Regions from separate parts of the Mus musculus genome. Here regions 1 and 3 are each linked to region 2. Evidence: chromatin loops called from intact Hi-C (ENCODE). Cell type or tissue: heart. All regions are shown on one strand. Each heading gives the region's core, and the rest is flanking DNA. Links, peaks and the distances in the headings are about the cores only. Region 1 holds the start of 1810024B03Rik (RIKEN cDNA 1810024B03 gene). Region 2 holds the start of Blvra (biliverdin reductase A). Region 3 holds the start of Itpripl1 (inositol 1,4,5-triphosphate receptor interacting protein-like 1).

The links. A loop is a pair of places that touch in the nucleus more often than their neighbours do. Peaks named below come from ENCODE experiments on the same cell type or tissue, not always from the same donor. Only the 100,000 strongest peaks of a DNase experiment are listed, where the experiment ranks them.
Region 1: it touches region 2 in a loop (5-fold over the local background); 4 of 42 quality-filtered maps call a loop at or near these places.
Region 3: a loop joins it to region 2, with 2.2 times the contacts of the local background. A loop is called at or near these places in 6 of 42 quality-filtered maps.

Annotation. Positions count from the first base shown.
Region 1 is chr2:127,202,687-127,212,683 of GRCm38, reverse strand. It overlaps 1810024B03Rik (RIKEN cDNA 1810024B03 gene), which reads left to right and starts at 4,404. Exons shown (of 2, transcript NM_198630.2): 1 at 4,404-4,509. It overlaps Snrnp200 (small nuclear ribonucleoprotein 200 (U5)), which reads right to left and starts at 4,298. Exons shown (of 45, transcript NM_177214.5): 1 at 4,146-4,298; 2 at 3,547-3,710; 3 at 1,819-1,990; 4 at 892-1,084; 5 at 280-335. The coding sequence starts at 4,190. In heart, for the core only: a CTCF peak has its summit at 6,144 (motif pointing right); a DNase peak (open chromatin) is centred at 4,383; H3K4me3 peaks cover 2,169 bases; H3K27ac peaks cover 1,325 bases.
Region 2 is chr2:127,066,963-127,076,959 of GRCm38, reverse strand. It overlaps Ap4e1 (adaptor-related protein complex AP-4, epsilon 1), which reads right to left. Exons shown (of 21, transcript NM_175550.3): 21 at 7,146-9,997. Blvra (biliverdin reductase A) reads right to left here and starts at 6,303. Exons shown (of 8, transcript NM_026678.4): 1 at 6,230-6,303. In heart, for the core only: a CTCF peak has its summit at 6,200; a DNase peak (open chromatin) is centred at 6,299; H3K4me3 peaks cover 1,729 bases; H3K27ac peaks cover 1,633 bases.
Region 3 is chr2:127,135,523-127,145,519 of GRCm38, reverse strand. Itpripl1 (inositol 1,4,5-triphosphate receptor interacting protein-like 1) reads left to right here and starts at 2,063. Exons shown (of 2, transcript NM_001163527.1): 1 at 2,063-2,305; 2 at 3,306-6,751. The coding sequence starts at 3,320. The coding sequence ends at 4,963. Gm35347 (a long non-coding RNA gene) reads right to left here. Exons shown (of 3, transcript XR_374955.4): 2 at 7,302-7,602; 3 at 6,777-6,895. In heart, for the core only: CTCF peaks have their summits at 3,367 (motif pointing left), 5,706 (motif pointing right) and 7,364; DNase peaks (open chromatin) are centred at 3,279, 6,249 and 7,299; H3K4me3 peaks cover 465 bases; H3K27me3 peaks cover 1,319 bases.

The DNA.
Region 1 (9,997 bases), core at 1,861-6,860, 140 kb before region 2:
CACTGTGCCCACAGGATGGCATTTCTCAGTCCTCCTTCCTACTTTCATTGGTCTATCTGGTTTATTATAAACTGTCAGTGTACACCTACTAGTTTAGATTAGCTTCTAAAAGAACCTAACGTGAACCACAATAACTTCTTAAGCAGAATGACACAAAATTTGTAAGTATACCACAAAACACTGTAAAACGCATTTAGCTAGGAATTTCAGTTTATGAGAAGAGCTCCCACTACCTTGGTAACATCACACAACAGAAGGGATCCATTTAAAGCCACTCACCTCCTCATCAGACTCAAACTGCACGTTCACACCATAAGTCTCATCAATGTTGTCATCTGAGGAGATGTGGGATTACAAAGAGAGGGCAGTGGTTAGTGTGGAGACACTCAAGCCCATTTCCTCAGCTGCCTGGCTTGCTTACTCTCAGGCCAGAACACACAGACTTAACCAACACGAAAACAAGCACCAAGGCCTCTCAAGCCTGCCAACCTGGATTCTACCCTGCTCTGCTTCTTCAGCTCCTAAGCCCTCCCTGCTCTCTCTCACTGTCTACACAATAGGTCTCAATTTAAAAATGGCTGCCAGGGTGGCAGAGATAGTTCAGCTACTAAAGGATAAGGCTCACAACCAAACATCAAGAGATAACTCTCCACTTTATTCTTCTTAGGTGGGTTTTGCTTAGGAACCCTGCAGCTGGAACTTGCTATGCAAACCAGGCTGACTTGTTGGGATAAGCCTGTGCCAAAAGGCCTGCAGATCACCATTCTCTTTAAGCAACACAACATAAGCTATGGAAACAATGCTATTCTAAAATTTTAACAAAGATGCTGAGTATTCAACAGAAAGGCCAACAACCACAAAACATGGTCTGGACACAAAGAGCTCAGGTACCCATATTCTGTATCTCCTTGTCGCCACCGTAGTCTGTGATCTTCTTGCCCAGGTTTACCAGCACATGGTATCTGGTATCATCTGTCTGACCCAGCAGCAGGTCAATCTCCCGTCTTCTCTCCTTGTCTCGAAGCTTTTCATTCTTCAGCACAGCCAGGACTTCATCAGCTGCTCCACAAAGAATATCTCGAGGCTGAGAATACAAACAACGTACAACAATAATATGTAGAAGGGCACTGACCAGCTTTGTGACAATATAAAGTAAAGAAGCATGCATCTTCAAAACTACACAAGCTGGAGATGTGGCTCACAAGTTAGGACTGCGTTGCTTTTGCTCTTGGGTTCAATTCACAGCACCCACATGATGGCTCAAAAGAAAAATCACAACTCAAATTCCAGGAGATCTGAAACCTCTTTTGCTAAGGGTACTGGGGCTATATGGTGTATATACATACAAAGCAAACAAGAAAATATGCAGCATCCTGGGCTTTGAACACTCGTTAACAGGACACAGTGGCACAAGTCTGCAATCCTAGCACATGGGAAGCAGCAACAAAACCAAAGTTCAAGGTCATGCTTAAATACATAGTGAGTATGATGTCAGCTTGAGCTGCAGGAGACCTCATCTCACACCAACAAACAAAAGCAACCTTCAAGCCTAGAGGGAGCTGTTGAGGACTTAACACAGTGTTGCCTCATGTGCTTAAAACTAGTGAGCTCCTGGAGACAGCCCGAGCGCTTGGGCGTGGGGGCATAGGTGGTCTTCAGAAGCAGAAGACAACTTGCACAACAGCTTGCCACATGTCTCTAGGTGAAAGAGGCACTCAGCAGCCTGCCTCTGACCTGGAACATGTTCACTACTTCTCTGCTCGAATGGTACTGCCCTCCCCATCCTACTGGGAAAATCCAGAGGTAAGACTGGCTCACCTGATCTCCCAGCGCAGCCTGGATGAAGCTGAGCAGCACCTCGTAGGTCTCTCGGGTCTCCTTCGTCTTAGGCTTGTAGATGATGCCCACCATCTCATCAATGCCCTCAGACAGCAGCGTGTAGCCTTTCATCTTGTTCATGTCATGCCGGTCCTCATCACGTTTTCTCCTCCTAAAGGACATACAACATGATGCTGAATGGAAGAACTGGCCATTCCTAAGCCAAGCTTACCCTTTCTATACGTCTAATATGTGAAGGCAGGAACATGAATCAAAATGATTAACTCCTACCAGACCTTAGTGATTTGAAGAAGCACTTCTTTATGGGACAGATTTATAGAAAGAAAATGTGCCATCTTCTGATATGCTGTTACAATGAGATACAGTCTCCATTATCTTAAAATGTACATCTTTTTATATCCATATGAGATTTTATAATATGATTTAGACTTTTTTTTTAACCTTAGATGCATCCATCACTTTTTAGGAGTGAGAGAAACTAGGCTCCAGTGGAATTTACTCTTAATGACTCCCAATAAACAACTAGAAAAGACGTCAGACTCTGAAAACTGAAGGACCAAGGAACAATAATTAAGCTCTTCTAAAACATAAGCACTCAAATCAAACAGGGCCTGGGGATTGTTAAGACTCCATAGTAAGAGAGAGGAGAGGGCTGGAGAGATGGCCCAGCGGTTAAGAGCACTAACTGTTCTTCCAGAGGTCCTGAGCTCAACTCTTAGCAAACACGTGGTAGCTCACAACCATCTGTAATGGGATTCGATGACCTCTTCTGAGGTGCCTTCTTCATGTCTGAAGGCAGCTACAGTCTGAAGATGAGCTATAGTGTACTCATATACATAAAATAAATATTTTTTAAAAGGGGAGAGAGAGAGGGACGGAGGGGAAAGAAAACACAATTTTCCGGGAGGTGGTGGCACAGGACTTTTAATTCCAATCCCAGTGCTCAGGAAACAGAGGCTGGTGGATCTCTGAGTTTAAGGCCAGCCTGGTCTACAGAGCAAGATACTCTGTTCTGAAGAAAGAAAAGAAGAGAAAAGAAAAGAGAAGAAGAGAAAAGAAAAGCAAGGCAGGCAAAATAAAGTAAGTAGTATTTAACTTTTGAAATGAACCCACCAACATGAAAAGACAACAGAAATCATCAGGAAGTGCTGGGCAACAAAAGGAGAGAAGGGTTGGGGAGAGAAGCTTGTAACAACATGGTGGAGGTGAATTACAGAGAGGAGATTAACTCAAGTCCTGAAAACAGTCGGGGATGGGGCTGGAGAGAAGAGTCGAGTTGTTCACCCCAGTACTGCTTTCCAAGAGGACCCAAGTTCAGTTCTTAGCCCCACACTGGGTAACTCAAAACCTCCTGTAACTCTAGCTCCAGGGACTCTCAAACCCTCTCTGGCCTCCACACAGGCATCTGCATACGTGTGCACAAACCCACACGAACATACACATGCACGTAATTAAAAATAAAACAGATCTTTTAAAAAGATAACCGGAAGAAAATTAACATCTATGAATCAGAAACGAGTCAGTAAAAGGTATCAATAGATTTTGTTCCACTTCATTACACCTAAATCCAAAGAAGCTCTAAACCTTGGTTGTTGTGCACACACCACTCATCTTCCATATAAACTTGAGTAAAACTACTGCTCTAATGCTAAAGATGGGCTTTACATTAGATGGAAAAATAGCATCCAGCATCCCCTTAGTACTTACTTGGCCCGTCTTTCTTCCTGCATCTGTGGTTTGGTCCGTTGAGCCTTATCTCCCATTCGGGTTCCCTCCAACTTCCCAACCAGGGACAGAACCTCTCCCGTCGGTTCATCCCGGCGGGTCCGGTCAATGAGAGAGCGGTCAGCTTGGAGCACAAGATTTGAGTTCTGAAAAGATCATACTTTATCAAAACTTTGATATGTATAGTTTTGAATCCTGTTATTACAGTGACAGCAGATGATGGGAAAACAGTGGAATAAAAAAAAAATCATGCTCTTAAGAAGAAATAACATAGCATTACACGATGCGCGAGCACTATTGCTGTCTGAGAAGGTGAACGACCAGCGCTCCTAAGAGCATCCACAACAGCCCACATTTGGGTAAAATGTTGGGCACATTGCGGGTAAAGAGAAGAAGGTGCGAGTTTAGCGCTGAGGGGGCTGGGGAAAACCCAACTCCTAAATTCTCAAGCGCCCCAAATTCCACGGGGTTTTTCCTTCGTGTTTTAATCCATCCTTCACCCAGCTCTGATCTCCCGCTCAAGTGTCCGTGGCTGTCCACGACCTCCCCTGTCTGCACCGGTCCTTCGAGACCACACGCACCGCCTTGTACTCGTACTGCAAACTGCGGGCAGTCACATCCGCCATGGCTGCTGATGCTCCGGGAACTCAGGGTTCCACTCTTCTTCACGCTCCGAACCGCTTCAGCGAACCGCCCTGGCACAACAGGTACAACGCAGGACGAACGTAAGGGACGGAGAAAAGAAACGGACTTGCTTCCGCTTCCGGGACGCCCGCTAAACGTGAGACTTTCCGGTTACTAACCACTGCTTCTGGGCGGGGTTTGCGGAGATGTACAGTAGTACATCCGGGTCAAGGATTCCATTGACCGACGAGACACACGCGCGTGCAAATTGTGGTTCCAGGCATCTCTACCTGCGACAGAGCCAAGGCCCAACCCCTAAGCGTATGTTGAAAGTCCCTTTCTGTAATTCTTTTGGTTTCTCATACCAGCCATCCTGTGAGGCAGGCAGACATGCAGGCAAACGGAAACTAAGGGATAAGGAAGCTGAAGGTTCAAGCAAGTTAGCAAGACAGGCATGGTGGCGCATTCCTTTAATCCCAGCACTCGGGAGGCAGAGGTAGTGGATTTCTGAGTTCGAGGCCAGCCTGGTCTACAAAGTGAGTTCCAGGACAGCCAGAGCTACACAGAGAAACCTTGTCTCGAAAAACAAAACAAAACAAACAAAAAACCAAAACAACAACAAAAAGACAAAAAAAAAAAAAAAAAAAAAAAAAGCAAGTTAGCATGTACCTAGTTCTAGTAACCGACTGGATTTCTACCCCAAACCCCTTTCCGCAAGACTCTCCCCTGTGTCAGCTGACTGACGGTAGAGGAAGAACTATTTGTGCCCAATCTTTTGTCACAGCCTGTCAGGACTTTAGGTGTGCGGATTACAGCATATGTATAACTTTGTCCTCCTCAATGTGACACGAATGTTTTACTAAAGAAATATATGAAAAATAAATAATATGTATGGAATTACTATTCAGTTTTATTCAGCAGTAGTGGTACCTTTTATGTAAAGGTGGTATTTAGTCTTTTCATAATTCTCTACACAACACTGAAAGCAAAACAGTGAGTTCTGCTTTCCCTTGATATTTAATAAGCACGAGTGAACCTTAAGTCTGTGTCCTAATCCACCCAGCCATTTTGCTGGCAATTTTTTTTTATTGTTTGGTTTATCATTTACATTTTATTCTATGTAGATAGGTGTTTGGGCTACATGTATGTTTGTGTATCATTACATGCAGACTTCCACGAAGTCCAAAAGAGGGTGTCAGATCCCCTGAGACTGGAGCTGCAGATAGGTTGTGAGTTGCCATGTGTGTGGAGGGGTTGGAACCCAGGTCTTCTCAAAGAGCAGCCAGTGTTCATAACCATTAAGCCATCTCTCTAGCCCTTATCTGGTTTTTGAGAAAAGATCTCCTGGAGTCCAGGCAGGCTTCAAACTTGCTATCCAGAGACTTCTCTTGCACTCTTGATCCCCCTGCCTCCAACTCATAAACACCGTGGCTGCAGCTATGGATGGTTGTGACAAGCTGTACCTTATCATATTTAACAGTAAGAGCAGCATAGTAACCCTAGGTTGGACTCATTTACTTTTTTTCTTCTTTATTAGTAGGAAGAAGTTTTATCGTTTAGGGGGTCTAAGAATTTGCATTTCAAATATAGTTACCTTCCCAAATGGAGTTCCACTTGGAAGATATAAAATAAGCCCTTGTCAATTTTTTTTTTTTTTTTTTTGGTTTTTCGAGACAGGGTTTCTCTGTGTAGCCTTGGCTGTCCTGGAACTCACTTTGTAGACCAGGCTGGCCTCGAACTCAGAAATCTGCCTGCCTCTGCCTCCCAAGTGCTGGGATTAAAGGTGTGCGCCACCACGCCCAGTGCCCTTGTCAATTTAAAAACTGAATGTTATACTGAAAATAAGAGAATTATTTTATGAAAGTGTTGACAGTCTTGAATAACTTTAAAAATTATAATTTTTTTCTATTTATTTATTTATTCTACGTAACTGCAAACATCGCTCTCTTCAGACACACCAGAAGGGGGCACCAGATCCTATTACAGATGGTTGTGAGCTACTATGTGGTTGCTGGGAATTGAACTCAGGACCTCTGGAAGAGCAGTCAGTGATCTTAACCATTGAGCCACCTCTTTATCCCCTTTGGATAATATTTTTAAAATATATTTTTTAAAATATTTATTTATTTATTTATTATATGTAAATACACTGTAGCTGTCTTCAGACACTCCAGAAGAGGGCGTCAGATCTCATTACAGATGGTTGTGAGCCACCATGTGGTTGCTGGGATTTGAACTCCAGACCTTTGGAAGAGCAGTCGGGTGCTCTTACCCACTGAGCCATCTCACCAGCCTCTATTTTTAAAATATTTACTTGTATTTTCTGTTGTGTGGGGAGGTCACAAAGGGGCACCAGGGCCCCTGTAACTAGAGTTATAGTTGTCAACTGCCATGTGGGTGCTGGGAATTGGGCCTAGGTACTCTGCAGGAGCGACAAATGCTCGTAACAGCAGAGCCATCTTTCCAGCCCTATTTTTTTTTTCATTATTTAAGGTTGGAGAGTTAGTTTAAGGAAAAACATGTAGATAAGCAAGTAACTACAACAAAAGCATGGTGAGAGATAATATCTTCCTCATATGTAGTTTCACTAAAATTAAGATTACTGTTATTTAAATTTAATGGGTGTATATATGTATGATTTGTGCAAGACAGGGTGACTTGTGTGGTGGGGTGCAAGTGCCACGGTGTACGTGTAGTGATCAGAGGACAACTCTATGAAATCAGTTCTCCCGTTTCATTTTTCTGTGGCCTCTGATGCAGTGAGCACCTTTAGATTTCTTATCATTTAGGAAACACACGAAGGAAAACTCCAGGTAACTTAGACAATTTAAAAATATATATATAAATCTAAAAGGGTTTTAGAGGTATGGGAAGAGAGAGGTATAAATATTGTGAGGATGGTTTGAGTTCTGTGTGTATGGTGTTCACTCACCACTGTGATAGAAGATGAGATTTACTCAGCTCTCCTGGAGTCCATTTGAGTGTGTCCTCAGAAGTGGGTAAAAGTTTGAGTTGAGAAATATAAATCTAAGATTTAGCTCTTGAAGTTTTGCAGAACAAGTGGTTAGAAGTACCTGAAGGAGTCCTTTCCATCCAGGCGGAAGGGACTCTGATGTGGTGTCATTTGTAATTTGATGAGGTTATCAGTGTCCACTCTTGCTCACTAGTTACCTGTCTTCTGGGAAGCCACTGGAGGGAATCTAGAATGAGCCTTGAGTTCTCTTACATATAACTTTTTTTTATCTTTAAAAGTTACATTTTCAGCTGGGTGGTGGTGGGACAGGCCTTTAATCCCAGCATTTGAGATGAAGAGGGGAAGGGAAGGGGGTGCTTATTCTGCTGCTTCTCCCTGGAAATCCAGCAGATGGCGCTCTGATTTCAGTCTTTCAATTTTCTTTGCTTCTGCAATCCTTTTCCTCTCTATGTACTTGATGTTCTGAGTTCTCATCAGCTTAGCTGCTCAGCTGTTACTTCTTCCTTGCTCTCTTTAAAAATACGAACTCCATCCTGGATTTTGGCCGGAGTCACTTTAATGTAGAATTCTTCTGAAATTTTTTCAAGAGCCTTCTTCCAGAGAATTGTGAAGAAATCTTGTTTTTTATGATGGTCATTTGCTCGAAGTTTGTAATCTTTCTTTTTTTCCAGAACCCAGGTGTTTTCAAAAGCCAGGCTGGCTTCGTTCTCTTGTGTTCTCGCTGCCGGGTCTTGGCAACCTTGGGAAAAGCCACCGATATGCCTACTGAGGTCTAGGAAATGCTCAGCAAATTCCACCACCGCAACCACACTACCTAACCTGCTGCATCCGACCCATGGCCATATTTTCATTGCTTTAAAGAAGCTTTTATTCTTGGATTTGGTACGCGATTAAAAATATTTCTAATGCTATTTTGTAGATCTTCTCTCGGGATTTCTTCTGAGGAAATGGCTGGTGTTTCCTTGATGAAGGCACATTCACGTTTCCTAGTACTTACATGATTTTGGGACTCTGTGTCTTCCAATATACATAACTAATTAGTTAGGTCCTATACCATTTTGTAGATGTGACTCAGATAAATAGAATTCTGAAGAAAATCTGCCATTTAACTTTTGGGTTCTCCATCAATTCAAATGGAAGTTGTGGAGTAGCCAAAATATATATAGGGCAACTATAAGATTCAGGGTGTTAGTGGAAAAACTTCATACTGTGTGTGGAACTGGACACCTCTAGGAAAACTTATTTAGTATAAGAAACACCATATCACATCCACCAGATATGATCGTGAGGGTCATTTGTTTAAAGAATGTACTGAAATAGGAAAAGGGAGATATGGCTAGCATCCTCCTCATCTAAACCTCTGGTTTGGCCAACAAAATGAGGAAAAGAACAGTTGAGATAAAGGTGATAAGAGAAATAGAATATGCCCTTCAAGTCCAAACTTTGGTGGGAAAGGAGAGAAAAATCTGTAATAAAAAAAGCAGGAAGGGCCTTACTGTTGGCCTCTTACAAGAACCTAGGGTTATCAGGAAATATTCAGCACTTAAACTTCAGGAATTAGGGAAAGCTTTTAAATTAGCAATAAAAGAGCCTGGTGCAATCTAGCTCATGGGGCTTTGGGACAAGAAAGAAATCAAATGGAATCAGTCTGACAGCTGTGAAAGGAGGAAAACTGAGAAACACAACTTCCCATCCTTCATTAAGGGTCAGAATGCATGACCCGAGACTGTCTGAGGGAAGTACATGCCTAATAGATTGGCATATCACAGCCAATAGTAACACATGGCTAACTCCATCTGAAGGCCCCCTAAATGGCAGGGGCTGGAAGACCAGCGAAGCAGGAACAGGAGATCTGAGTTCTGAGGGAACTTAGAATAAGAGACACTATATTTGAACCCCAGTTCACGAGGACAGATAAAAGAACATTCACGTGAAGAGCTAAGCAAAGTTTGACCCAGCAAATATCCAGGTCAGTAAAGAACTTTAAGAACCGTGAGGAGCAGTTTGGTGGGGGTAAGAACTTTATATTGTAGAAAAGGCTTTTGCAGGTCAGAGTGACCATCAAGGAAACAGTATCTGTAAAGTGAGAAAGCCCCACCCCCACCCCCTGGCCACCGACGAACTAAGAGTATGGTAAAGCAGAGGAAGAGGTCTGTCTGAGTTACTTAGAGATAAACCTGGAATGCTTTATGTTAGCCAGAGTTCCTAAGAAAAACATTGCTGAAAATCCAAATTTTGTGCTAAAGGGCTTCTGGAAGGCTTTAAAGCATGAGGAATGGTTGGCAGAGGGCATCTGTGATAAAAGAATTCAGGTGAAGATGATCAAGCTAGAGGTAGGTAGGTGAATATTCCTGAAGACTAAGTATATTTCTTTTTAGAAAAAGTTCATGCTATAGACTCTCAATCAAATTTGTTGAATGGTGAAGCTCAAGCTATAGCAACAGCTACAGTGACAACCCTGCACTCTCCAGGCCTAGGGATCTAGCAGGTGCATCAGGCAAGAGCAAGGCCATGTGTCCCTTTGGTCCCAAGTAGGTCTATTCACATCAACTCAGATCCAGCGAGTTGGTCATGGATAGAGAAATGTATGAAGACTCCATCCAGGAGCTCCAAGATACAAGAACATAACAACTCAAAGAAAACGACTGAGAATTGTTTAAGCTAATTAAGTTAGATTTTCTCCATGTTTTGTACCCACCTTGAACTGTGGAGGAATTGATATTGATACAAACAGATGAATTCATTCCATGCTGTGTTTGATATTGCTTATGTTCAACTTTAGTATCTTCTTAATTGTGAACATCTGGGATCACCTGACACTTGCATAAAACAGAT
Region 2 (9,997 bases), core at 3,830-8,829:
CTGCTATTTGATTTTTACCAATGAAGACCAGGGAGCCGGATCAAAGAGGCAGAGAAAGCACCCAGCTGACCTTCCTCCTCAGCCCAGAAGCAATGCCTTTTCCTCATGCCTTCTCAAAACAAAACAAACAAAACAAACAAACAAACAAACAAACCCGTCAGGGGGCTGGAGAGATGGTTCAGCGGTTAAGAGCACTGACTGCTCTTTCAGAGGTCCTGAGTTCAATTCCTAACAATCACATGGTAGCTCACAACCATCTGTAATGGTATCTGATGTCTGAAGAGAGTCACTGTATATTCACATGCATAAAATAGATCTTCTCTAAAAATATTGATTTAAAAAACCCATCAAACCATCTACTTCCTGTGTGTCTCTCTCACCACCCTCCTAACTCCCTCTTACTCTCTATGGTTTTTTCTAAATAAATTCTATGTTCCTGTACTACAGCGCAATTATGATAAAAACTGCATGGTACTGGTATAGCGACAGACAAGTAGACCATATGGAATAGAATTGAAGACCCAGAAATGAACCCACACACCTATGGTCACTTGATCTTTGACAAGGGAGCTAAAACCATCCAGTGGAAAAAAGACAGCATTTCAACAAATGGTGCTGGCACAACTGGTGGTTATCATGTAGAAGAATGCGAATTGATCCATTCCTATTTCCTTGTACTAAGGTCAAATCTAAGTGGATTAAGGAACTCCACATAAAACCAGAGACACTGAAACTTATAGAGGAGAAAGTAGGGGAAAGCCTCAAAGATATGGGCACAGGGGGAAAATTCCTGAATAGAATTGTGCTGTAAGATCAAGAATCGACAAATGGGACCTCATAAAATTGCAAAGCTTCTGCAAGGCAAAAGACACTGTCAATAAGACAAAAAGGCCACCAACAGATTAGGAAAGGATCTTTGCCAATCCTAAATCAGATAGGGGACTAATATCCAATATATATAAAGAACTCAAGAAGGTGGACTCCAGAAAATCAAATAACCCCATTAAAAAATGGGGCTCAGAGCTAAACAAAGAATTCTCACCTGTGGAATACTGAATGGCTGAGAAGCACCTGAAAAAATGTTCAGCATCCTTAATCATCAGGGAAATGCAAATCAAAACAACCCTGAGATTCCACCTCACACCAGTAAGAATGGCTAAGATCAAAAATTCAGGTGACAGCAGATGCTGGCGAGGATTTGGAGAAAGAGGAACACTCCTCCATTGTTGGAATTGCAAGCTTGTACAACCACTCTGGAAATCAGTTTGATTTTTGGTGGTTCCTCAGAAAATTGGACATAGTACTACCGGAGGATCCTGCAATACCTCTCCTGGGCATATATCCAGAAGATGTTCCAACTGGTAAGAAGGACACATGCTCCACTATGTTCACAGCCTCCTTATTTATAATAGCCAGAAGCTGGAAAGAACCCAGATGCCCCTCAACAGAGGAATGGATACAGAAAATGTGGTACATTTATACAATGGAGTACTACTCAGCTATTAAAAAGAATGAATTTATGAAATTCCTAGGCAAATGGTGGACCTGGAGGGTATCATCCTGAGTGAGGTAAGCCAATCACAAAAGAACTCACATGATATGTACTCACTGATAAGTGGATATTAGCCCAGAAACTTAGAATACCCAAGATACAAGATACAATTTGCAAAACACATGAAACTCAAGAAGAACGAAGACCAAAGTGTGGACACTTTGCCCCTTCTTAGAATTGGGAACAAAAACACCCATGGAAGGAGTTACAGAGACAAAGTTTGGAGCTGAGATGAAAGGATGGACCATCTAGAGACTGCCACACCCGGGGATCCATCCCATAATCAGCCTCCAAACCCTGACACCATTGCATACGCCAGCAAGATTTTGCTGAAAGGACCACCCTGATATAGCTGTCTCTTGTGAGGCTATGCTGGCGCCTGGCAAACACAGAAGTGGATGCTCACAGTCAGGTATTGGATGGAGCACAGGGCCCCCAATGGAGGAGCTAGAGAAAGTACCCAAGGAGCTGAAGGGGTTTGCAACCCTATAGGTGGAACAACAATATGAACTAACCAGTACCCCGGAGCTCGTGTCTCTAGCTGCATATGTATCAGAAGATGGCCTAGTCGGCCATCATTGGGAAGAGAAGCCCCTTGGTCTTGCAAACTTTATATGCCCCAGTACAGGGGACACTAGGGCCAAGAAGTGGGAGTGGGTGGGTAGGGGAGGGGGGGATGGGGGACTTTTGGGGATAGCATTGGAAATGTAAATGAAGAAAATACCTAATTAAAAAAAATTCTATGTTCACTTCCTGTCACTTGACTGATTTTATTTAATCTTGTTTACAATATTTATGAAGAAAGTTCTTGGACTAAAGGTGTGTGCTAAGGCTGAACCACACACAACTAGAGACAGGTTTTTGCAGTAAATAACACACTCTCTCTGGGTTTACAGTGTGATCAAATATCCTGCAGCAGGACAGATACTCTGCTTAGATGGCTCCTCTAGAGTTGACATGCTGTTTTGTAATTCTCTTGACTCGATTGCAAGTGTTTGGCTTGGTCTGGTTAACTGAGAGTTCTTAGCATCTCTTCTGTTCCTAGGAGGACAGATAGGTACATGCAAACTTGGCTGAGGCTCAACTAGTCAAAGCCAAGAAACTACTTGCCTCTGGGGCCTAAGTGCGAAATACAAAACAGACATAATGCCTTCACTCTTACCTCAGCCATCCAACTGGCCAGCAATAGCTACCACTCCCCAGTCTTCCATACCAGCTCCTCTCACCTCCCCAGTCTTCCATACCAGCCTCTCTTATCTGATTCAGGGTTCATTTGTTCTTTCCATCTTCATTTCAAAGGGTCTACCTTCTACAGTGGAGTTGAAGGATGGAATCGTGTCATTTCCAGGTAAGTGGATGGAAAAGAAGATCCTCATGTTACATAAGAAATAAGACTTAAATCTTTCACCTTTTCTCTTCTATGTATAATTTAGATTTATCTATATGTACATCTACTAAATGAGGTGATATGTATAAGTTACTCAGTAGAGAGCTCTTGGTGCGGCCTCAAGAAATTTAGCAGGAATGTGACATTGGGCGAGGTTAAGGAAGTAGGCTAAAGATCTTGACCATCTTGATAAGTCCCTGAATATCACAGACAGGGAAAAAATAAACCCGCTTCAGCCTCAGCAGTGACTCGAGTCATGTTACGGTGTTGTCTGTCTTTTTCTTTTCAATCCTCATCCCCTCCCTGGCGACCCCACTGACTGACTGAGCTGGCTCGGTTATTACCCTTACCGAATAATGGATATCTCAATATATATTTAAACTGTACTTATCATAGCTTAAAATAGAGAGCATATCCATATTTAACGAAAAAAATTTTTTCATTCAACTCAATTTTAAAGCTTATTTGAATGAAATCCAGACATTCTGGGGTCCCATTCATGTTCTTATTTTATTTTATTGTATTTGTTTTGTGAAACAGGATTTCTCTGTATAGCCCTGACTATCCTGGAACTTGCTTTGTAGTTCAGGCTGGCCCCAATCTGCCTACCTCTCCCCCTCGAGTGCTGGGATTCAAGGTGTGCTTCACTGTGCCTGGCCCCCCATCCAAGTTCTTAGGCTTGTTCCAGGTCATGATCTCACTTCCCTATGCTACAACTACTTGGTCTGATAATTACAGGAAACCATGAGCCATTTGAACCAATCAGAACCTGCTGATCATACCAAGCAATTTTTCAAAAACAAGAGACCAAAAGAATCAAAACTTTTAAACAAGCAAAATATCTTTGGGTCTAACTTTTGCTTCTAACATTAAAAATCGTAATTATTACATTTTTATAGAGATCTCCAGTTAAGACCTGGAGAGATTGATCAGCAGTTAAAGGATATGCTAACATCCAAAACTCTAAGATCTACAGGTAACATGTTTTCATTAATAACAGCAGCCACACAACATGGTTCTGGACAGATGGCTCATCAGTTAAGAGCATTTGCTGTTCTTGCATAGGGTCAGAATTCAGTTCCCAGCTCCCATGTAAGGTGACTCACAGATGTCTGTAACTCCAACTACAGGGGATTTGTCACCTTGTATTGTCATCCTCAGGCATGTACATACATAAACACACACACACACACATACACACAAATAATGTTTTTTAAATTTTTTATTTACATTGGTGTTCTGCCTCCATGTATATCTGTGTGAGGGTGTCATGTCCCCTGGAACTGGAATTACAGACAGTCGTGAACTGACATGTGAGTGCTGAGATTTGAACCTGGGTCCTTTGGAAAAGCAGCCAGTCCTCTTAACTGCTGAGCCATCTCTCCAGCCTTAATATTATACACTTTACAAAGCAAACAGATATCAAATGCTTAGCCTATCTTTGAGAACCTCCAGACTGCAGGGACACAGAGACTGGCTCCTTTGGTAATGGTGTTTGGCCAACTAAGAATCACTGAATAGTGAAGAAAGGAAGACAGGATTACTTATGCCTCACCTGCACAGCTCTCCTAACAGTTCATCACCAAAGCTGCATTTGGCCACAGTTGCTACAGCCCTGAAGGAGGCATGGAAGGGCTCAGGCTCCTCTGCCATACCCCAGCCTTGCTCTGAGACCCCCTACACCTTCCAAGCACCTTCCAAGCACCGTCCATGCACCGCGGAGACAGCAGTCTGCTGATGTTCACTCCCGGTTGCCACCCTTCTCTCATGGATATCCTCAACTCTGCCCATTTTTCTACAATGCAGGCCAACAACAGTTCTTTCCTTTTATTCCGTTTTTCAGGATTTGTGTGTGAATTTTGTTTCTGAGGAAGGATTTCACTTTGTAGCCCAGGGAGGCACGAAACACACTCTGTGGCCTAGGCTGACCTCACACTCTCAGCAACTCTTCTGCCTCAACCTTGATTTATAACAAAACCTATGAAGTAAAACATAATAGCTATACAGATGTATATAATTTATATACATCAAAATAGCAACAATACTTGTCTCTGAGTACTAAGTTTCAGCAAAATTTGTTCCTTAGTTCTAAAAGTTCAAGTATAGTTAGCCACACATATTTCTCAGTTTTCTAGCCATCAAGAAGGCCCTTGACAATACTTTGTCTACCACGTGGCTTCAATATGTGCTACTCTGCAATGCAGAATGGAAGAAAGGGATCTGAATATTTATTAATACAACCTATTACAATAAAAATGAACTCTAGTTCAGTAAGAACTCAAATTATTCAGTAAGAACAATTTAAGAAATTCTTGGAAGTAATATAGAAACTTCATTAATTATGGGGGGAACTTTCCAGTGCTATAGTGTTTGCTTTGTGCATTGTGAGTGCTAATATTTATAAAATCTTAGGTTGAACATTCTGTGGCCTTACATAGCTATAGCTATCCTACCGAGCAAGCATGCTCTTTATCCCCACTTGTACAAATGAGGACACTGATACACCAAGAGGTTAGCTAGTATACCCCAAACCCATAACAGCTGTAAGATGCAAAACTGGAATTATGTAATGTTAAATAGAAAAATATCTGGATCCAAAACTGCACATAATGGGTTTCTCTGTATAGCCCTGGCTGTCCTGGAACTCACTCTGTAGATCAGCTTGGCCTTAACTCAGAGATCTGCCTGCCTCTGCCTCCCAAGTGCTAAAGACTAAAGGTGTGCGCCACCACCGCTGGCCTTTTAATTTCTGTTTTTAGTAGGACCTAAACTCAGCCTTATCTCTGAGTTCTTCAGATAAGCAAGCGACTTAAAATTCAACCCTCACAGGGTCTTCCAACACTCTTTCTTTCAGTTTTCAAAGAATAAAGTACAGCTAGGAGAGATTATAAAAGACACACCTGGCGCAAACTCTCAACCTCCAGAGTTCAAAGTCATCATTCTGGATATGACACTGTCAAACCGGGGGTAGGGGTGGGGGTGGGGGGCTCAGTCCCCCAGTCAGTGCACGATACACCTACCAGCCTCATCTAGGTAAGGCCGGAAACCATCAGCACTTTTAAACGAGATGGAGATTTAATTTCTTTACCATCTTTACTCGGGAATGCCGCTTCCTGAGAGGAGGCCCCCCCCCCCCCCGGTCCGGCCTGCGAAGGGCTCCGCAAAGAGAAGCTGGCGGCCAGGGCGCTCCGGGGTCCCGAAAGGATGGCGGGCACGCGGCCCCTATCGGCCTTGGCCTCCCGTCTCAGGGTCGTGCGCTCAGCCCCGCGCCCCTCCCGGCCAGAGCTCACCTTACCAGCGGCTCACGAGCTTCCGCTTCAGCGCGCCCAAATTGCAGCGTCCCAGCAGCTACAGACAGAGCGCTGCTAGGATTCGATTGGCTGTCCAGATGGTAGGCGGAGCCTTGACCGAGCAATTCCCGTGAGTCCCGCGGCCCATGCTGCTGAATGGGGAAAATTACGAGCTGCTGTGTTTTTGCACTTGTTTGGTGTGGTGTCGCTACTTTGTCAGCTCCCTTCGCGCCAAATGCAACTAGGGCTTTTTTTTTTTCCTGGGTATATTCGGGACCTTGTTTAGTTTTGCGGCTCAAACATAATTGATCTGACACAAAAACTTGTTCCTGTAAGGAGCGAGGATTCCAGAAAACCAGTGTTTGTAATTCCCTGTCTTCAGGGCTAGGAAACAGCATTTTCCCAGGAACAGCCTGGTCTCACCCTGGGAATGGCGAAAGAGTAGACGCACTGAGGGGAGAATCAGAGTGCTGTGCGAGGAAAGTGTACCAAGGGTAAGGGAGAAGAGGGAGGCATCTGAAGGACGCTTTGACCTGTAGGGCTGGAGTCTGTTCCAAGTCCACTGACATTTACCCTTTTTTATCCCTTGACAAAACTGATGAAACTAACAGGGTTGGTGGCGACGAAAAATCATCTTTGTTTCTCGTGAGATAAATGTCCTCACTCCAGACAAGGCATGGAGCACAATTACAAGCCTAACTTGGAGTCAGACCACTTCTTAACGTTTCCATCATCTGCCATCTGAGAAGTCAGAACTGACCCCTTCCTGATCACCCTGTAATCTTCCACCCATACAGCAGCCAGAGTGACCTTAAACATAATAGCAATTAGTTGGGTATGGTAGTGCATACCCTGTGGGCTGGGCAGCTCACGTCTTCCGTGAGTGACCAGGGGCTGGAGAAATAGCTCAGTGGTTAAGAGCTCTTGTTGTGCTGTAGAACCTGCAGAGCACCTGGGTTCAATTTCCTGCACTCACACGGCAGCTCACAACCATTTGTTCTTTAACTCTAGTTCCAGGGGAACCGATGGCTCTTCTGACCTCTGCTAGCACCAAGCACCTATGTATGAATAAGCCATATTTTTAAAAGTTAAAAACTAATAAGATAGTGAGGAAGAAACCTGATGTTGATCTCTGGCCTCTGAAACATGAACATTTACATGATTATATGTACAGCCACACAAACATGTGCATATAACACACATGCAAAAACAAACATACAGACTGAGCAAGTTGTATTTATATATTTAGAAACCTATCTATATACTGATTAAATAATTTTCATCTACTTAAATTATAAAGAACATACAGACCCCAAAAAGCACAGATGTTTTTATTATACATTCAATTAAAAAATTTCAATTTACACAGTCCAGTGCCAAAACAAAGTAAAAAAAAAATGCATCATTTATTACGTTGCTATTCACTTGCATTGTTCTCTCCTAAAGTTCTGACATAAGAAAACAGCTCAAAGACACATGAATAGGGTCAGTGCACTTCTTATGGCTTACCATGTGACAATGATCATGTTTAGCCATAGAAAATAAAAGAACCTACAGTTAAATGAAAATAAAATACTGTACTTTTATAAGTCAATTTGGAAGAGCTTAGCACGTCAGCCAACACTCCCCTGCAGAGCACATGCTGCGCTGGGCACACCTGTACACTGGCTCTCAGATGGCTCAGCTCCTCCCACAGCTTCTCTGTAGGGAAGGGTAAGACAGGCTCCTCTCATACCCTGAGTGGCCGCTCTTCTGCTGAGCGCCTGGGTGACTGCTAGGAGCCTGGCCACCTCCTTTCCGCTGCTCTCATGCTCTTCCTGTCCTCCTTTATCTGTCCCCAGCCTGGCTCTGCTGCCCTCCATTCTTGGTAATGGTGCCCGGCACACAGCACACAGCCATTCTTCCCCTAAGCGCTACCCTCATTGGCTGATTATAAAGTAAAGAGACTAGGTGTTATGGATGGCCCCACGCAAGAACTAGACCTAAAATTCTCCCTATTTTGTGATCAAAAAGGTTGACGATGCCTGATTCAGAATATAATGCAGTGAGTTTAGATAGAATATGTACTGGTCCAAAGTTTTAAAATATCTACTCTTTTCTATTATTATTAGTTTATTAAAATCATAAACATTGTAAACATTGTATTAAACATTTCTGTAGAAACCCTGTTACTCTACATTTTATTTAATGAGTTCAGAAAGAACAAAAGTGACACTATGTTCTCTTTGGCAGATCTGAAGTCATGCCTCAACCCCAAACCTACTGTTTACACATGCGCTGTTAGACAGGCCAGTAGAGTCCTCTCATAACCATCCCTTATAACAAAGCAGAAGAAAGCAAAAACCATGATCCTTCGGACAGATGTCACTGTGATTTTATATACCTTACTCTCCCTGCTCCACAACTGACCAAACTCAGTGACCACAGAAACGCCTGAAAAAATACACAAAGGAGCCCGTCCTACACCACATGGCCGCACTGCTTGATAAAGTCAGGGCGAGCCTGGGTAAGGAGCAGGGAAGGCTGGGAATGGCAACATAAAGAGGAAGAGCAAGCTAATGGAGCAGCTGCTTCCAAACCCTCTATCCCGACAGTGCCGAGGCTGCTGATGCATCCAGTCTTCCTTCTTCTGAAGGGAGAAACCCAAAGTGCAGGACATTCCGTCACCCTCCTCTCTCAGCAAGGCTTAACTGCATGTATTTAAGAGCGACGTTAACAAAATGCTACATTTATGAATGACTATCTTAAAAGTTAACTTAAAAAATACAAAAAATATAACTTTTTGTCTTGTTCTAACTATGGATGACAGCTCTGTAGAATCTTTTTTTTTTTTTTTTTTGAGACAGGGTTTCTCTGTGTAGCCCTGACTGTCCTAGAACTCACTCTGTAGACCAGGCTGGCCTCGAACTCAGAAATCCGCCTGCCTCTGCCTCCCGAGTGCTGGGATTAAAGGCGTGCATCACCACCACCACCACCACCTGGCCTCCTCCTCAGCATCTTTACAGCAAGTATTGGTGAGATAACGTAAAACCAGAGTGCCTGACCACTAAGAATAACTTAAGTTGTATTACCTGAATAGTTTCAATGGTGAAGTACCAAAAAGGGTAAAATAAATATTTCCCACAGCACCATTAGTTTTTATAAAATACTATTTCAGTTAATATACAATCTCAAGATTCTGGCCCATCACACACACAAGGCATAATCTCTTCTTTTACTAATAGAGGGCCTAGAAGCATAAATATAACATTTAAATGATATATTTTGCCGAAGTATTTGTAGGATATATTTACATAGTCACTACTCAGTAACATCCACTTAATACTAGTAGATTTAAGGACCAGAAAAAAAATAATCAATTGGCCATTTATACTATGATCACAAATTTTAACTGCAAAAAGGGTCTAATAGCAAACAGATATACTTTATGGTCAAATTACTGAAAATTAAGTGTAACAAGTTAAAAAGTAAAAGCCAGAGATTGTGTTTGCCTAACAGCCAGCATGCCATGGTCTTGTACAATGGTTAGCGTGTGTTAGGCCGCCTCAGCTTAACCCTGACCTGTGCAAAGCAGAGCCGAGAGCACAGATTTTCCTTACAGCAGGTTCTGCACTCCAAAGCCAAGTGTGATTCAGGTGATGAGCAGTCTCTGTGTCCCCTGCACCAAAGCAGAGAACTGAGTCTCAGCCTTATTAGAAATCAGTTAATGCTAGAATAAACCTGCTATAAAACATTTATAACAAAATAAATATTTTCAGTCCCTCCAAA
Region 3 (9,997 bases), core at 3,084-8,083, 69 kb before region 2:
TGGGTAAATAAATTCCCACGATGTTAGAGTTCACTTGTTAAAATGAGTCACCTGGAGGGTTTCCTATTTATCCCACTATTAAGTTAACAAAATACAGGTTGGAGCGGCCTGGAGGAACAGCTCAGCTGCTAAGAGTGCCTGTTGCTCTAGCAGTGGGCCTGAGTTTAGAGCCCAGCACCAGTTTCAGGGGATCTGGTGCCTCTTCTGATCTTCATGGGCACTAGGCACCATATGTAGTACACGTACATACATACAGGCAAACACCCATACACATAAAAAGTAAAAATAGAAATACAACTTGGAGCTGGGCATGGTGGTATACACCTATAATCCCAGCACTTGTGAGGCAGAGGTGGTAGATCTCTGTGTTTCAGACCAATCAGGGCTTCAGTGTAGTGAGACCCTATCTCCAAAACAAAACAAGTTGGGGAAAAAAAGTGGTGGTGGTGGTGGAAACAAAAGATGTTCACTGATAATGAGATAATGAGATAAATGAGATAAAGAGATATTTGTTAATTCAAGTGTGATCTTTAAGTGAGATAGCTTGGTGGAATTTTTTTTTTTTTAAAGACTGATTCACTTTAAAAAGTTGTGTATGTTTTGCCCACATGAACTCTGTACCTAAGTCCATAGAATAAAAGGAGGGTGTCAGGTTGTCGGATTCTCTGGAACTGGAATTACAGATAGTTGTGAACCACTTAGTAGCTGCTGGGAACCAAATGAGTGTCCTCTAGAAGAGTAAGTTCCCTTAACAGCTGAGCCATCTCTCTAGCCCCTTGTTGTTTTTTATCTATTTATTTAATGTGTATTGGTGTGTTTGCCTGCATATGTATGTTCACTGCATGCACAAGTCACAAACAGTTGTGAACTACCATGCAAGTGGCTGGGAATCAAACCTGAGTCCCCTCAGAAGAGTAGTCAGTGCTCTCAACCGTTAGGCCATCTCTCCAGCCTCTTGTTGGGGTTTCTTAACATGTAGTAAGCCTTGTCGTGCCTTCACACTTTATGAAGTTCTCTTTGCTATGGACGTAGGATCAGCAGAGCTGCCTGAAGGCTTAGGAATTTTTGTTTTTTGTTTTTGTTTTAGAGGACCAGGTTTCTCTGTGTAGCTCTGGCTGTCCTGGTACTCTCTCTTTAGACCATGTTGGTTTTGAACTCAGAGAGGTGCCTGCCTCTACAGCCTGAGTGATGGCATTAAACATATGTGCTACCACTGCCTGGCTAGGTTTAGGGTTCTTACCTCTATGTGACTAGTAAGTGACAAACAATGCTCCAAGGCAGGTCTTTGAGTGACAGATGTCCTTTCCTAAGAGTCACTTTGATTAGGGAAAGATACCTGATTTGGGGAAGTGACGTCTATAGTGGGGTATGCATATACCTGTGCATGTGTGTGTAGTATTGCATGTGTATGCTCGGACCTGCCTCCTGTGCACCTGGGTGCAAAATCATCGTCTTTAGAGATCTCTACTTTGAGACAAGGTCTCTTAATAAAACCTTATACCAGTCACTTAAGCTCAGTGGCTCTGTCTAGCTCCATTTTTTAAACTTTGGATTAGAGGTGGATGTCTGGGGACCCAAACTCACATTATCGTGCTTGGGCAACAGGCTCTGTACCCAAATGAGTCATCTTCCCATCGAGTGAGGCTTATTAGTGGTGCCTAAAAACATCTCATTTCCTTTTTCACCTTGCATAGAGCCAGAGGGAAGTGAGAATGGCTTTTCCCAGTCCTTAATTTCTTTCTCACCTTCCCACCCAAATTCTCAATAAGCACACATTGCCCTGGTAAAAGAAACTTGGTGGGAGTGGCAGCAGGCACTTCAGCCTTGTGCCACGGAATGAAGCAGAATAGCTGTGAGCGCGTGGCCACAGATGCTCTGCTGTCCCTTCAAACCCTAGGGGGGACGACTAGAAACAAAAAGGTGTGAGGCCTTAGGGAGGGAGGGCCCCATAGGGAGGAAGGGCCCCATAGGGAGGGAGGGCCCCAGCTCTGGAAGAGTCCCTGCCTTGGGCCCCGCCTCTTGGCTTCGAGCAAGGGGTGGGGTTTGTCGGGGCGGAACCCCTGAGGCGGGAACCGCTGTGGATTGCTGGAGTCCGCCGGGACCAGCACCGCGTGGTAGTCGCTGCAGTCCGCTGCCCGCAGACTTTGGACCTCGGAGACATGGTCTGTACCCAGAAAGAGCTCGTCAGGTGGACTCTCTCAGTTTGTGTGGAGTATGAACTGGGAGCATCGCGTACGCCCGGAAGAAGGCGAGGGCGGCCAGGTCGCGCTGTCTCTTTAAGAACGCTCTCCTGCTAACTGAGACCGTGAGTAACTGAGCCCCTAGTTCCAGGAGAAACCCTTAAATTTGGGTATTTTATTGGGTCAGGAGAGATGGGTGAGTTTGGGGGAAGTTACTAAGGGTAGAGGGGGGCCTTCACTTTGAAGCAGGGCCGGTGGCTCGGGTATTTTGAACATGGAGGGGGCAGTTGGGCTTAATTCCAAAGCGAGGAGTGCCCCTCACCTGAACTCGATGGCCATGGTGCACTGCCTTTCATGACTCAAGAAGCCCCATAGCTGGTGAATTACTGGGGTGAAGGCCGGAAGCTTCAGGTTTCAGTGGTTGGGCAATGGGGCCAGGGAATCTCTGCTACTGTCTGTCAGTTGGGTCTTGGCCCCTGAATTCTGCAGGCACTTTCCTGGACTGAGAAGTGCAGCTGGACTGATGGCCATATGCTAGCCTGCCTCAGAACCTCATCACTGTAATACTAAGGAGTTGGCAGCACAGTGCCAAGTCTGGCACCTGCAGGGCAGAGTGGTGAGGTTAAGTGGTCTAATGACACAAGGTAGGGTTGTGAAGTCACAGAGGAAGTGGGATGCTGCAGCTAGGGACTGAAGCTGGCTACCCAAGGATGGGGAAGACATTGCCCGAACAAGATTCTGTGTTTTCTGCCTGTGGAAGGGAGCCTCTGGGACTGGCAGGGCATATCTGGGGCCCGAGGTGGACCGATGAGTCGGGTGAGGCCACCCCACTGTAAGGGTCCCCCTTCCCATCTTATACTGGAATAAAAACAGTCTCATGTCCCCTAAACACCACCCACGGTATGTGGAAGGAAAGAGGTTGACTCAGGGTACATCCTATGGTCTCCACTTCCTTTCCCCAAGGCGGACCGTTCTTGCTAACTCCCACCCTAGCTCTATGCACTTTCTGTTCCTCCTGAGTAGTTGGCATCCAGGATTTGAGGTACCAGGGCTCTGGGGACTCTGTGCTGGAGAACAGATGTGCCCCGGAAATCACCACTGATCCCCACCCTCCTACTCCTCCAGATGCAGAGGCCTCCATGGCTGTGATAAGCCTCATGTTCTTGGCAGTGATGTATGTTGTTCACCACCCCCTGATGGTCAGTGACCGCATGGACCTGGACACGCTAGCTAGGAGTCGGCAGCTGGAGAAGCGAATGAGCGAGGAGATGCGGCAGTTAGAGATGGAGTTTGAAGAGAGGAGCCGAGCCGCTGAGCAGAAGCAGAAAGTGGAGAACTTCTGGAGAGGGGATACATCCAGTGACCAGTTAGTGCTGGGGAAGAAGGACATGGGATGGCCCTTCCAGGCCGGTGGCCAAGATGGGGGGCCTCTGGGCTGGATACTGGGAAACCTGTGGAATGCAGGCCTCTTTTGCCTTTTTCTCATCTTTGAGCTCCTACGACAGAGCATGCAGCACGAGCCAGCCTTTGAGTCCAGCAGCGAGGAGGAAGAGGAAGAGATCCGTGTCGTGCCCGTCTCCTCTTACACCCGGCTCTCTGATTTTCCCTCCCAGGAAGCCCTGGAAGCCTTTTACAAACATTATATCCAAAATGCCATCCGTGACCTGCCCTGCACCTGTGAGTTTGTGGAGAGCTTTGTGGATGATCTCATTGAGGCCTGCCGGGTGCTCAGCCGCCGGGAGGCTCACCCACAGTTGGAGGACTGCCTGGGCTTTGGGGCTGCCTTTGAGAAGTGGGGAACCCTCCACGAGACCCAGAATTTCGATGTCCTGGTGCCCATTGTCCCTCCCCAGGGCACTATGTTTATCTTGGAGATGAGAGATCCGGCTCTGGGCCGTCGTTGTGGCTGTGTGAAGGTGGACTCTGAGTGCATGTGCAAGCATGAGAAGCTCTTGGGGGATGTGTTGTGCCTGGTGCACCACAGGGACCACTCAGCCATGTTGAGCAAGTGTACTAGCTCCATCAAGGCAGCTCTCTGCACCAGCTCGCACCTGGACGTGTGTAAGACCGTGCAGTGGTTCCGAAACATGGTGAGCAATGCCTGGGCACTAGTGGCCCACAAATACGACTTTAAGCTCACTTTCCCACCGTCCACCACCTCCTGCAAGCTCAGGTTGGGTTACCGCTCAGGCCGCTCTCTGTCCATCAGTTTGGTTCTAGGGGTGCAACGGGAAGATACCTTGGTCTACCTGGTGAGTCAGGCCCCCGAGCAAGAACAGCTCACCAGTGTGGATTGGCCTGAGTCCTTTGCAGCTTGTGAACACTTGTTTCTGAAGCTGGTGGGGCGCTTTGCCCCTGAGAACACCTGCCACCTCAAGTGCCTGCAGATCGTTTTGAGTCTTCAGGACCATCAGATCTTACCCCCGGGAGCATCTCGCCCCATTCTCACCTCCTACCACTTCAAGACAGCCCTCATGCACTTGTTGCTACGACTGCCTCTGACAGACTGGCAGCACAGTATGCTCTCTCTGCGCCTCCAGGACCTCCTCTGGTTCTTAGGCCGAGGCCTCCAGCAAAGGTCTCTCCATCATTTCCTCATTGGTAACACCTACCTGCCCCTGACCATACCCATTCCTAAGGCATTTCGGAATGCTGAGCCTGTCAATCTTTTCCAGCACCTGGTACTAAACCCAGTGGCACACTCGCAGGCAGTGGAGGAATTCCACAACCTTTTGGCCCAGGTGAAAACTCTACCTTGCTCCCCAGTGGCTGGAGGACTTTAATGGAAAGACCATTAAAATATATACATGTAGATAGGTATTGCTGATTCCTCAGGCTGCAAATGTGACTGACCTTCGCCTTGCCCGTGGGAAGAAGGCTGCAGCCAGTGGAGCCTGATCTGGGAGAGCTGGGGGTGGCTGAGGGCTTATCTCCTGACTTAATTTCAGTCATGACCTAAAGAAAGTAAAAGTGCGTGAAAACAAATGTTATGGGAGGGGATTGCCGCTGTGGCACTGAGATCCTGTTGAACTGCATTTTGTATCAACCCTGGAAGCCAAAGCTCCAGCGATCCCTCCGTGCTAGCTCAGTTCTTTCTGTGACTGGCTCCGTGTTCCCTGTGAAACAGCTTGTGTTGCACTGTTAGCGTAATTCCCACCCAAACTGATGCCTCCCACCTTTCTCCCTTGAAGCGACAGCCACAGTTTATACTTCAAGATGTAAGTTTTCATGACTGGTTTGAAAGCACAACCAAGATGTTTCTTTTCTTTTCTTTCTTTCTTTCTTTCTTTTTTTTTTTTTTTTTTTTTTTTTTTTTGAGACAGGGTTTCTCTGTGTAGCCCTGACTGTCCTAGAACTCACTCCATAGACCAGGCTGGCTTTGAACTTATAGAGATCCACTTGCCTCTGCCTCCCAAGTGCTGGGAGTGTATGCTGCCACTGTCAGACAAAGATGTATTTGTAGTTCATGTGTATGAGTGTTTTGTCTGCATTCTAATCTATGCATCATACGCATGTAATACCTGCAGAGGACAGGAGAGGGCATTAGTTCCCCTGGACCTGGAGTTAAAGATGGTTGTGAGCTGCTGTGTGGGTGCTAGGAATTTAGCTTGGATCCTCTGGAAGAGCAGCCAGTGCTCTTTAACCACTGAGCCAACTTTCCAGCCCCATTCTTTTCTTTTTCTTCATTGGCACACAAATTTATAGCTGTTTTTGTGTGTCTGAGTACTCAAATATTTGTTAGTTTTGATTCATTATGAGTTAGTGGTGACTCATCCCATTTTAAGAAAATGTGTTTCCTAGACTTAGTGAAACCAGCGACACCTGATGACCCTCCTCGTTCCTGGAAGCGCTATTAGAAAGCTCTTCCTGGTGATGATTTTCTGGGGGCTCTACGATGGACAATCTGTTTCCTAGAGAGTGGCCTGTTTGTTACATGGAAAGGCTGAGCTGCCGCTCACTGTGCGTTCCTCTGGTGATGGCTTTCCATTTTCTTTTCAAAGATGACACAGAGGTTTCTTGAACTTTGTGGTTTTGAAACGAGGAGTCCCCACAATCCAGGCCGGTTGCCAGGCCTGGGCAGGAAGGCCTGTGAAGTAGATCAGTTCCAAGAGCCCTGATTGTAGTCGGTGACTGTCACGTTTTCCTCTTGTTCCAAAACCTGCATCTTGAGTATTAAAAAAATAGTTATGGGTGTGGTTGTTTTTGAAGTATCAAAGCTGTTCTGTACCCAACACTGCCAGGAAATCTGGGAAGGAGACCCTGGCCCTTCGTTTGACTTTCCCTCTGCAGTTGGTGAGGAAGGAGGTATCAGATGCTAGCCTTTGGGGTTTCTGTGGAGGGATCCATACCATAGCCAAAAATAAAAGAATTCTAGAAACGTATGTCAATCTTTGAAATTCTTGCTACACAGAGGTATAGTATTCTCCATGTTACCTGCTTTCCAGGTAAAAGGATGCGGTGATGCCTCTGTGCTGGTGGGAATTCTGTTTTTAAGATGTCTGTAGACTTTTGAGAAAACTATCTGCTTCTATATTAACTCCAATAAAAATGTATGGAGGCTGGTCTCTGTATGAACTGGAATCTGTTCACTAACAACACTGGTACATACCTTTCCCAAGAAGTTCTTGTGACTCTCACAGCTCAGGCTGGTGTATCCTGGTGTTTCTCAATGCACCTTGAACCAGTCTGCCCTGTGGTTTCCAGTGGCATGGCCACTGGCCAGGAGGGAAAAAAAACTCATAAAGTTAAGGAAGGTCTAAGTTATTAATTTCCACGGTGCCTAAACCCAGATTTCAGCTAAATTAAAAGCTCTTAGTAACTACAAACAGCACGCTGTAGGAGTCTGCTGGGGCAGAAAGACGGTGCTGTGATTGCTACGTCTGCAGGGTTGTTTCTCATCTGACAGACAAGAAAGAAAACGTGAAATTATGAGTTGGGGGGAAGGCTACAAAGGGAATAGTCAGCAAAGCTTGGGTGGGGCAGAAGGTACAGGGTGTGTGTGTGTATGTGTCTATGTGGGGGTGGGGGTAGGGGTGGTGAGTAATGGAAAGAACAGATCTGTAGTGTACTGGGGATATTCTTAACAATCAAATGGAGAACCTCTCCAGATAGGATGCTAACCTTGATTCTGATACAGAACCTGGCAAGCCCTCAGGATGCAGCAGCACTTCCAGTAATGTGAATAGAGTCCTCTGAGTGGCGCAGGCACTGCTGTTCTCAGTAGGAATTCACTCCTTCCTTATATGATAGCCCACCACATCGCACAGGCTCTGTATTGTGCATGTGAGAGACTGAGACGCAGAGAGGGTGTGCACGTTCCTGTGGTCGCACACCTAGTGAGTGGCACCTGGAATAACGTACCCGCCTAGCAACCTTCCACTGTGGGCTTTGGAATGAAACAAGATGAACCGGTACAATAGCTCTGAAAAGCAAATGTATTATATTAGTTTTAAGAACAGGGCGGTATGTTATTGTTTGAAAGTTCTAAAATTAATTACTAGTTCATAGCCCAGGATTTAGATGAGGGATTTCTATTTCATACAAGGGGGCAGGGTGGGGGTGGGGGAGAGATAGAGAGAAGAATGTAAAGCAATTTCCTTTTTTATGTCGTTTCTTTTTCTTTTTAGTTTTTGGATACATGGTTTCTCTGTGTAGCTCTGGCTGTACTAGACCAGGCTGGGTTTGAACCCAAAGATCCACCTGCCTCTGCCTCTGCCTCAGGAATGCTGGGATTATCTATCTATATATTTAAATGATCTATTTATTTTTATTTTATGTGCATTGGCATATTGACTCCTCACACAGGTGAGGAGTGCTTGGACTAAAAGCATGCACCACCATAGATAGGGCCAGGATGTTGAAAAGTCATTTTAACAGCAATCCCTTTTGGTCTCAGTAACTTGATGACTTAAATTAGAAACTGTTAGGGCAAAAGCCAGCAAATCTGTAGCGAAAGGTTGCTTGTTTGGCCAAATGGTAACTGTTGTTCCTCACCCAAACTAAGGCTGTTTCTTTTGGATTTTCAGGAAGTAGAATCTGTTGTGCTGTCGGGGTTCTGGCAGCCTATAAGTGGGGGAGGGGCCGAGTACTTCACTTCTGTACAAAGAGAGGAACTGAGCTTCATGTGCCTCTGATGCTACTGATAAATCACTTAATCTTTTGGCACCCTTCATAGCCTTAACTCTGAAACAAAGGAGGCATTCAGAGTAGGACGTGAAAGACCTGCCTGGGCATGCTTGGCCTGTCGACACTGGGTATGGAGCTGGCACAGAGCCAAGCAGTCAGTTTAGGAGGCTCATTATTGCTTCGGCATAGCATAGCCTCCAGCTTCAGCCAGTGGGTCACTTAGCATCTTTCCTTTGTCAGAGGTTCCAAACCAGTTCTTCAGGGGCCTCTAATTCAGAGCCACCCACTACCCCTCCAGTGCTTGTTGCTCTTAGTTTAAACATCTAAGTCTCCAATAAGGAGCCTTCCATGTTTCCAGGAATACTTTCCTGGGAAAATGGTAAGAGCCAAAACCTGACTGGAGCTAACTGGAGGAAGATAAAGATGGAGAGACCCCCCCCCCACACACACACACACAGGGTTTCTCTGTGTAGCCCTGACTGTCCTGGAACTCACTCTGTAGACCAGGCTGACCTTGAACTCAGAAATCCGCCTTCCTCTGCCTGGAGAGACTTCTAAGTGGAAGAGAGCATGCATACAGAAAAATGTGCTAGGAGCAGGTAGGATGAAGACAAGTATGAAAAAAGGTGGATGAAGGAGGGAGGTGCCAAGCTCAAAGCAAGGCTGAAGAACCTGTGTGTGTAAGAGAGAGAGACAGCGAGCACAGGGATGGAATGGGGGGCTGTAAATCATTGTAGGTCCCTTTGGAAGTTCCCAGAACAATGGAATCTTTGAAGGGGTTTTAGACGTCTGGGAAGATGCTGTGGTAAGCAGACAAATGGGAGTGAGGTCAGATTTACACTTGGCAAATGCCACTCTGGGCTCACTGGGAAGGAGATCATAGCTGAGCAAGGTGATGTGGATGAAAAGGTGAGGGACCTGCAGAGATTTTTTTCAGAGGCAAAAAGCTCAGTACCAGATGAGGTGGGGAGTGTCCAGTCCTGGGTGGCTGACAGTAGCATTTAGGAAGGTGAGGGACATTGTGATCTTTTCTCCACATAATCCTATTGTTGTGGGGCGTCTGCCAGAGAGGACTGCTTGGAAGTGGGTTTAAGCCAATAGAAAGTCTTTGTTAGCCGGCTGATGCCTGTACTGAGTGTTCAAGATTTCAGTGTAGCCCTGAGCCTTTCTCATTGTGATTTTTTTTTCTTTCTTTCCTTTTTTTTTTTTTTTTTTTTTTTTTGAGACAGGGTTTCTCTGTATCGCCTGGCTGTCCTGGAACTCACTCTGTAGACCAGGCTGGCCTCGAACTCAGAAATCTGCCTGCCTCTGCCTCCCAAGTGCTGGGATTAAAGGCCCATGCCCAGCTTCATTGTGAACTTTTAAGAACAAAAACCATGTTCTGGGTTGACATACTTCAGTTAACATGAACAGTTAGCCAGAAGTGGGACTACAGAAGCTAAAAAACAAAGTTAGGACATTTAGAGACTTTCCCAGAACTGTGGACTTTGATGGAGTAGGTATTTGGCAGGTGCTCCTATCTAAATGATAAAGTTTAACAGTCCAAACTGTCATGGAGTCAGTTGTGCTAAGGTCTGGGGCCTTATTCTAAACACTCTGCCTCATTCTAAAGTGGTGCAAAAACTAGCTTTAAAGAGTAACTTTTGGACACCATTGCATATACTAGTAAGATTTTGCTGAAAGGACCCTGA